Linked DNA regions of Mus musculus: region 2 is linked to region 1. A link is a loop called in an ENCODE intact Hi-C map of the cell type or tissue named here. Cell type or tissue: left cerebral cortex. All regions are shown on one strand. Region 1 overlaps Unc5d (unc-5 netrin receptor D). Region 2 overlaps Unc5d (unc-5 netrin receptor D).

Evidence for each region. Peaks named below come from ENCODE experiments on the same cell type or tissue, not always from the same donor. Only the 100,000 strongest peaks of a DNase experiment are listed, where the experiment ranks them.
Region 2: a loop joins it to region 1, with 5 times the contacts of the local background. A loop is called at or near these places in 2 of 42 quality-filtered maps.

Annotation. Positions count from the first base shown.
Region 1 is chr8:28,717,940-28,722,939 of GRCm38, forward strand. It overlaps Unc5d (unc-5 netrin receptor D), which reads right to left. Exons shown (of 18, transcript NM_153135.3): 11 at 1,678-2,055. Among named protein-coding and RNA genes, the nearest start is that of Gm32505, 22 kb to the left of the region's middle. In left cerebral cortex, no CTCF peak of the experiment used is centred here; a DNase peak (open chromatin) is centred at 2,638; H3K27ac peaks cover 3,030 bases.
Region 2 is chr8:28,653,597-28,658,596 of GRCm38, forward strand. All of the region lies in intron 17 of Unc5d (unc-5 netrin receptor D), which reads right to left. Among named protein-coding and RNA genes, the nearest start is that of Gm32505, 42 kb to the right of the region's middle. In left cerebral cortex, no CTCF peak of the experiment used is centred here; DNase peaks (open chromatin) are centred at 2,428 and 2,789; H3K27ac peaks cover 2,091 bases.

The DNA.
Region 1 (5,000 bases):
AACTCATTTGAAATGTGCAGCTTCAATCTTGCCCAGTGGTTCTTGTCAGGAGACTTAAAAACATCCCATTTATGGTGAAACTGGGTGGGGATCGCCAACAAGCTATCAGAGTTTTAGTTTTCAACAAGGATGTCTCTCAAGAGAGATACGAGGGGAAAGAAATATTTCTCATTCATCCAGGTTTCATTTCCATGTTTTCTTTGATGAAAATTAAGCAAATATGGGCAATGAATAGTTTGCTCTTGACACTAGTTCAATATGTAAACACAAACACATATGAACCCTGTACACATAAGGATGGGAACATGCGTGAGGAGCTTTGATAAAGGCATAGTAGTAACTCACTGGCTTCATGTGACTCTGATTTCACATCCTAGTCTTTGGTAAAACAAGGGATGCATGTTCCGTTTTTATATGTTTTACAAATTCATGTGATAAATATGGCTGACTGCTTCTTTCTAAAAGAAGAGTCCTATTGGTCAGTTATGCCCTAGTGAGACAAGTTAGACTGTCATCATACACTGTCACTCATATGGGACACTTAAACTAATGGGAAATAAGAATCCCAGCATGCCCTAAAACACTGGCAAGGTAGGTTGGGGAACATCATCATTTCTAGAGACGTAACTTAGGCTATTTTCCAGAAGTAAGTTATATTTTGAAACTGGGTGTGAGAGTACACAACTAATTTGGGATAGAATGAGGTTAAAATTATGAAGTGAAGAGAAAGTTCAGTTTCAAGTCTAAGCTACTAGATAGGTAAGGTAGCTGCAGTCATAGTCTAAGACCAATCCTGTCACAGATTTCATTTTATGGGATAAAATCCTGATCATCTCTCCTCATTGAGCACTCGCTTGATACTCAGTTTCTAAGAGCATGGCTAGATCTAATGTTCCTGGCCCTCTCTGCTTTCGATATCTGCCATGGAACTCACCTGCCTCCCACGGCTTAGGACTAAGAGGAGAAAGCAATCTCATTTCCCTCTACTCTGGCTTCAGGCAACAACCGTGAAGATCAAGCGACAGCTAGGGATGACATTTTTAAAGTAACCTGTGCCAGGGATCAGAAATATCCACCTACAAATATCCAGAGAAATCTCCTCTCTTAAAACCCAAAAAAGGGAAACACATACTTTGAAATGGGTTGTGCGTGTGGCATAGCTCTAGAACTAATGTTTGAACTTTAAAGAGCAACAATGCAATGATTCATCGTCATTGCTTGCCAAGAACCAATGTAATAATCACTTAAAAATAGTCAAAATAATTATCGAGGGCCCAAGAAATGTGACTGTCCGTGCCCTAAATTATTTGTCAGTGCAAACATGTGCTTTGGCTAAATATGGTACTTGTCAGTTGTAGAAAAGAACTGTGTTCTTTTCCTCCTTACCATGCCCTAGGTGACATATTCCAGTGGGTCTCAAAACCAGGAGCCTCTCCATACCACCTGATAGGTATAATGCTAAAAGATGGCGATCAGCAGCATCAACGTGGTCTTCTGTCCTGCTGGCAGGCAGAGAGATGGCTCTGCTCTATTTCAGCTGCACATCTGGGCTCCTGGGCACACAAAGTGCAGCCCCAGCCTTCGCTGATCACTTCCAAATGAATCTGATTATTGCATACTTATAAAAAGATATTTACACAAGTGAGGAAAATATGCAAACACACACTTACCACCCACCTGTATTTGGCATTACTAAGCGTCCCCCTAAATGGCCAAAGACACCAGTTGTCCTCAGCTCTGTCCTTGTCGGCAGTGATGACAGATTTTGGATGTACGGCGTTTTGTTTCTGGGATGTATTGTACTGAATCCGCGGTTGTTTCCATGGGGGAAAGTCCCCGAGTGATTCTTGCCATGGTACTCCGCTCTCTCAGACACTCCCAGGGAAACCATAAATGAGCTCTGGACTTTGACTTTGATGTCAGATAAAGGATTGAAGAGTGAGGACTCTGTCATGAGCTCCTTGTCGAGCGGATCCTGCAGACAGATGGGCCCGCTGTATGTCCGGCTCACAGTCAGATCTGGCTGCATGGCAGGATTCAGTAGTAGAGAATTTCCTAGTAAGAAAAAAAGATGATCTGTCACTCAGACACTAAAAGACACCTCCATCACTCTTTTTGCAGTTGCCTCTATTAAAAGGAGAACATCTTGTATTGGCGTTGGATGTACTGATTGGTATTAGCTTCCCCTGCTAACCTAGGTGGAACCATGCCAGTGGCTGGGAATGGGGACCTCTGACCTTCCAGGTCAGTTTCTGAATATCATGCCCTCACTGCCCTCACATCTAACACTCTTGACATGCCTCCTTTTCAAGACAAACATGTCTGACACTGGATTAGGGCCACTTGCCTCAGGTAGTGTTTGTGTGATTATCTTAACTGGCAAAGAAAAGTTAAAAAAGAAAAGGAAAGGAAAAAAAAAAAAAACAAAAACCAGAAAGATGTTTTGCAACCCAGTTAGGAGCAAAATAACATCTGTTCCTTTTAAATAGCAAGAGATGCTACCGTGTAGTGACTCTTGGTGCTGCAGACAAGAGCCCACAGAGGAGGTGGAAAATTCCTTGTAAAATTCTAAGCAGCTCCTGGAGCCGGGGGAGCAAGCATGCTTTGGAGCAAATAGTTCAGGGGACTTATGAATCACTCTAAGTCTGAGGGGCCAATGTACTTGAACATCACAGATGTCACTCTGTGAGGGAAAGAATGCTGCAGCAGAGAGTGGCTTGGATTGCAAGTGGGAGCATCTCAGAAAGGAGGTACCTTGCTGGTTTAAAAAAAAATGAACAAAACAGTCTTCACACAACACAGCAGAAATTGGACAGTGCTCTAGTCATCTGCTGGGCTCACCATTTTTTTTCCAAGCCAGATATTAAAAAGGCTGTGATATTTTTCTCGTGATGAAGTAATCGCATTTATTAGTAAATAACAGAATAACCCTCACTCCCCAGCCTCCCACCCTTACCAGTTCGTCAATATGACAGCTCAAGTAGAAACCCAAATCATATTAAGCAATATTCTTTTGGGACCTGACCAAAAAAAACATGTTTTAAATGTGGTATTTTTGAAAATGCTTCAATTCTAGGTTGTATTGTATTAGTCTCTATTGTTTGTCTATTTTCCCAATTTGTAACAGTGCCATGAGGGGAGCCATCACTGTGGATTTTCTCACCCCTTGTTGGGATAGGCTAAGAATCAAGAATCACAGAGAAAATACACAAAAAGATAATGCAACTATAATGGCCCTTTGATGTTGCCCCTTTTCCATCTAGGGGCTGTTGTGCTAAGATGCAGCCACCATCAAGCAGTCTTTTTTAACAGGACCACACAGAGTTCAATAGATGATAACCTTGCTCCTGTCTGTGGTCTTCCACAGGAAAAAAGGAGGACTAAAGAACACAGCACATTTGAAAACAGTTTGAAATAGCAGTTTCCATGGAGACTTCAAAAACTCATATCTTAATTTTTGGCTACTTTTGAAAGACTTGCTTAGCATATGGGGGAAAATATTTCTGATACTTAGCACAGACATGGAAAATACCCAGATGCACACACACACACACACACACATACACACACACACACACACACACACACACACACACACACACAGAGAGAGAGAGAGAGAGAGAGAGAGACAGAGACAGAGACAGAGACAGAGACAGAGACAGAGACAGAGACAGAGACAGAGACAGAGACAGAGACAGACAGACAGACAGACAGAGAGCTAGACAGAGAGACAGGGAGATAGAGAAAGAGACAGACAGAAACAGAGAGCCAAAGGTAGAGAGAGACAGAGAAATTAAAAGAGAGACAGAGACAGACAGAGGAGGGAGAAAAAGAGAGAGGGACAGACAGACAGAAAACAAAAAGGAAAAACACACAAAGAGACAGAAACAGAGGCAGAACAGAGATGACAGGGAGAAAGTCAGAGACAGAGAAAATATACACACACATGAGGGGAGAGAGGGAAGAGAGAAGAGAGAGTGGAGATAGACAGACAGACAGACATAGAAAAGCACACAGGGAAAGCACACACATATACACACTCAAATGTATAAGTCTATAGTTGAAAGTGTTGGTTGCCAACCTGACCGAAGCCTGATTAAGGCCAGCTATTCTTCCTGCTGTCTTGTTACCCCTCCCTTCTCTTTAAAAAACAATTTTCCTCATTTAACCTAAGCATTGTATTCTTTCCATATGCCTGACTTTTTATCTTTCTTCCATCCCTCCCTTCTATCTTCTTATCTATTGAACCCAAGGGCTTTACACTTGTGGAACAAGTCGTCTACATCTACCATACCCAAGATGATTTCGATGGTTAGTTTTAATTTAACTGTCAACTTGGCTCAGCGTGAATCTCCTGGCATAAGGGATTATCAAAATCAGATTGGCCTTCCATCACGTCTGTGGAGAATTGTCTTGGTTATATTAAGTGATATGGGAAGAAGCTGCCTTCTAAAGCAACATCGTTCCCTGGGTGTTGAACTATGTACAAGCAGAGAATGTGAGCTGAGAACAAGTAAAAGCATAAGCATTCATTTTCTCTGATATAGACCGTGATGCCTGTGGCTAGCTGCTTCAAATATCAACCTTGACTTCCCAGCAATGATGGGCTACCATCTGCAATTGTAAACCAAATAAACTATCTTTCCCTTAACTTTCTCTTGGGGGGGGTATTTAATTACAATTTCATTACAGAAAGAAAACTAGGACAAAATTCTGCTTAACATTCTTGCTGTTCCCCTTCTTGGGGTACCGGACATGTTGTTCATCAAGCTATCACCTTGAAGACAGTGGAGGTCAAAGTCACAGTCTATAAAAATGAGATTCATTGGCAATGGATATGGGGATGGTAGCAGTTAACAAAAGAGTTTTTGTCTTCTATCCTGAGATTTATGAGATTCTTAGCCAAAAATAAACAGAATGGTCAGACGATCTGATAAGATGATTTCTTTTTAGAGATTCGCAATATACTGATGTTCTGAATCACTCCTCCATGAGGACAT
Region 2 (5,000 bases), 64 kb before region 1:
GGCCACTCCTCCTTTGGTGCTAAATGTCTCCTTCCCATTTTCTTGGCTAATTAAACTGTTAATAGGGTTTACTATTGACTTAGGTGTGGGTGTAATACCTATCTATCTACTACTTCAACCTTAGTGGATGAGAAATTCTCACTTCAATATCTCCAAGTGACTAACTGTAAGAACTGGTATTTATCATCCTTTTTCTGATTCCTTACCCAAGGATATTAGTTTGTTACCCTTCCTCTTTGTTGTTTCTTCCTTTGATAAACTCACCAGCTTTTTCTTTCTACTCTAGGGGACAGACTTCACTTATATATCAGCATGTTAGGACAGTAAAGGACTTGGAACTCTGTTGCCAAAATCTTGAACACATACTGTATTGCTACATTCTATTTTCAAGTCATAAGAAATCCTGTGTTCATGCCTATCATAGTATGACCTCAATGAAACTATGGAGATTACACAAACACACACACACACACACACACACACACACACACACAACTTCCCCTTCATCTAACACCCTACTCTGTCTTCATTCTTGACTACAAAACTCTGAAAGCTAGAGATCATATTTAATCATTGGCCGAATCTTCCATAGCATTTATCATAATACTGTGACAGGCATTTATTCAACATCCATTAGCTGACATTAACTGAGTAATTGATTCTTACATGTCTTTTCCAGATGATATAGCATCTTCAGTGAAAGAAAAAAAAATGAACCCTAACCTTTTGGACAATAACTTTGCTATGATGAGGACTAAGAAGCACAAAGGATTAAAGGTCAGTGTTTGTCATGGGGACTTTTAAAGTTAGGACAGAAATGTCATTCCCAATGAAATTTTAGTGTTTTGGGAAGAAACTGTTTGCAGAACACTTTCTATTTTGAAGAGAGCAGCACTTTCTACCAGTATTTCCAACGTACAATCACAAAGTGGGATCTTATAAAGAGCAGTTCACAAGAGAAGATGAGTTTCCAATCACACATGACTACTTATAGGAAACATACAGTTTCTAGACAACTGGTTATCAAAAAGCATACAAAGCAGAATTATTCCACATACCTTCAACTAAGATTAATTTTTAACAAAGGAAGGGTCAAGGTCAGCTCAGTATCACTGACACTAACCTCGAGTTCCTTCAGTGTTTTCTTGCCTTCCTCTGCCCCCACCCTCATCTTCACGCCCTAGTCGCTGTCTCCACCTACAACCCAGCTTTGTGTTTTAAAAATGGTGATTAATGCCCATGCTAGCAGAAACAGTAAATTCTGCTTGAGAACTTTGGAAAAGATTCTGCTTCTTCTTACTTAAAAACTTTGAGTTGCATGTTAACACTTTCTCCAGTCTGTAGGGAGATATTTCTAGAAGTTGCTGGCTCTCACTATATCCCCTTTCATGAGGTTCAGGCAGTCCAGAACTGGAAGGGATAGTGGGAAAATAGGCACATGCTAGCAGGTGTGGCCATCTCTTTCCATATCAATTTTTAGAAGGAATAAAAAGTTTTTATGATCTCCAGTGTTGTTAAAAAAGCATCAACCACAGGCTGAGCTGTGGCTTAGTGGGAGAGGTTAGCCTAGCCATGGATGGACCTACAGGACTTCTCTTCCCACAAACAAAATATTATCTCTAACCAAAAGAGCAATACCACCACTCTGATTTTACTCAGGGCTGCTGCTGTTTTGATGTTTCTATTAAATGTCAATGGGCTTTTGTACTGTGACTGGGATCATAATGATCCAAATGCCCCACTTCAGAGGTTGACCAACCTACTGAGGCCAGACAATAAATAGTTCTGGCTTTGTGGGTCTCCGACGGCCCGGCTCTCTGCAGTGGCTGTACTCTACCATGGTACCACAAAAGGAGCGACAGACAACATTCTTGTGAATGATGGCTGTGTCTTAGGAAACCATTATGGAGTGAAGCTGAAATTTGATTGTCATGTTCTTTCTACCTTTCTTACAACACTACTCTCTCTGTTTCCCCCCTTGATACATTTATAAATGATACAATTTTTTTTTAGCCAGATTTTCCCTGTGACCATTGTGTTGTCTTTGTCCAGTACTCTTATGATTTAGCAAGATATCTACAGTAGAGAGCTAATTTGAAGAAGTTAAGACTGAATTTCCTGCTTTGTCTTTCCTTTGAAAAAACAATCTAGATGTCCACTGTTGCTGAGCCCCAACATAGGTGATCTGACTGCAGGACTCTAAGACATTTAACGAATAACATATTTAGGGATCCTGGACACTACAAGATAAAAGCTGTAATACTTAATAGTGAAAATCATCAAGCATATGTTTTCAAGTGGGGAATCTTGGTCTCAATCAGTCTTAAAAATATCCAGGAACCCACATCGGGTAGGAGTTCTATATACATAATCCAGAAAAAGCACTACAGACTAGACAGTGCCAGCTGCACGGCTGTGGGAAGCCCTGGGAAAGTACAGATCTGTGGAATAGGTACCCAGGGCTAAAGAAACTGCATGTCTAAAGGAGACAAAAATATATCTCTCAATTGGCACAGATCTCTGAACATACTGTAGCAAGTGAAATGAGCTTCTAGAAGTAACTTTTAGACTTGTTATTTGAATTTACACAAACACACTCAGTATAATACATATACATTCCAAGTTTCCATTTATTTTAGTAGCTATAAGATCATATTAGTCTTAATCATTTGATTTGCCTTGCTATTACCCAAGACATTTGAAAAAACTGTGTTTCCCTGTGTATAGTAGAAAAAAACAACCTGGGAAAACCTAAACTAAACTCTTATTCCAACAGGCTGTCCTTAAAAGATAGTGATGCAGTTTTATGGAGTGCATATATGCAAATGAAATGTGATTTTTTATAAAGTGTTAGGCCATATATACAACTGACTTTTTTTAATACCACACTTTTGAAATTATTCAGATTCTAATATATGAGTCCCGTTTTTCCTCACAGTAACTCTGATGCATTTGGATACCAGGTGGTAAAAACTCAAATTTAGCAAACATTACTAGTAAAACATAGAATTCATGTTGATTTTAAGCAGTTTCCCAAGAGAGTCACTGGTTCCCTCACCCTGTCTCTCTTTGTCCTCCCCTTCCTCTTTCTTCTCTCTCTCCTCATGTTGTTATATTCTCTCTCCTCTCTCTCTCTCCACCCCATCCCTTATTCTCTCTGAAATAAAGCCTAAACATCACCCCAAAACAAAAATTCTAAATATTCAGAAGTATGCTGAAAAAAATTTTTTTTATTATGCTCATTTTAGAGCCCTCAGATTGTTAAGCTCTTCACTAAACTTTATAGCTTTTACAAATTTTGACCAACTAAAGTAATTTAGATAACTAAGACTATTTTTGGTGGTGCCTGACAGATGCCATTTGCCATGCAGAAAGAAGGTCTAACCACTGCACTATGAGGTTAATTTTAGAATCTTCTAGGTTTTCAGTTCAAGTTACTTTCCCAGAGCTCTAGACTCAAATGGCTTGGTCCTCTCTTGGATGCTCTCCAAGGACAATCACTACAATACCAGAAATTATGGGTCACACTAAGATGATGAAACACACATACACACACACACACACACACACACATACACACACACACACACATACACACACACATACACATACACTCACACACATACACACACACACACACACACACACACACATACACATACACACACACATACACACACACACATACACACACACACACATATACACACACACTCACACACACACAAATTTATGTGGTGGTGATGGCTTATGAAATTTAATTAACTGTGTATTGTTGAACATTTGAGTTTTCTATATACCTGCGTTCCTTTTAGTTTTGCTTCTGTGATTAATTTCACCTTTTAAACTTCCCCATGAGCTGGCCATGTACATAATCTGGGGCTTTCTGTGGAAGGCAGGGCCAAGACGCCCTGACAAATATCACATGTTTGGTATGGGCAAACTGATAAAGCCACACTAAAACATGTAATCCACTTCATTTCATTTTTTTTAAACTTTTTCCAATTTTTTATTAGGTATTTTCTTCATTTGCATATCAAATGCTATCCCAAAAGTCCCCTATATCCTCCCCCAACCCTGCTCCCCTACCCACCCACTCCCACTTCTAGGCCCTGGTGTTACCCTGTACTGCGGCATATAAAGTTTGCAAGACCAAGGAGCCTCTCTTCCCAATGATGTCCGAGGAGGCCATCTTCTGCTACATATGCAGCTAGAGATACCATTACCCCCACTTAATTTTCAAAATACACCTTCCTACTTATAACTGTGTTAGATTGAGAATGGAATTCAGATTAGATTCAGAGATTTTGGAAATACTTATGGAGACTTTTAAGGTATATAAGTTGAGAGCAGGGGAGAGTTTAAGAGACTATAATAAAATTCCACCAGATAGGGCCATCATAATTAGTATGGTTAGTTCTACTGAAGAGACCCTGGTTAGAAAGAGTATAGTAAAAGCTTCCAGGTGTTTTGAGCAGTCCCCACAGTATTAAAATGCAAATACCTTAGAGAGTAGTTTACCTCTGTGTGCATTCTTAATGACCCTGCAAAGATTAAGTTTACTGAAGCCCTGGAATATGGGGAATCTGAGGCCACCTGAGCCCTAGGGAATGTACCAAAGCGCTATCAAGCTCACACTGTACCTCCTTGAAACTTGTTTTCTAACCCTCAGACAACAAAGCTTTGCCTTTATTCACTTATGGTTGTGTTACAGGGACTTGCTGCCCCTGGGGTTACAGATGTAATTGGCTGACAGTGTGGTTTGAAGGCCCAATATATCACCCTCAAAAGGTATCAGATATTCCTAAGATAAATGTGCCAATCAATGTTATAATATACAGCAGGAGTCTGTCTTTGAGCTGCACCCAAATATCCTTAGCATTTTAGACTCTTCTCCTATGTATGGGCCACAGTTTCATTCAGGATTGTTCAGGATTGGGGCTTCAAACCAATACTGTTAGCCAGTTACATCTATAGCTTCAAAGGCAGCAAGTGCAAGT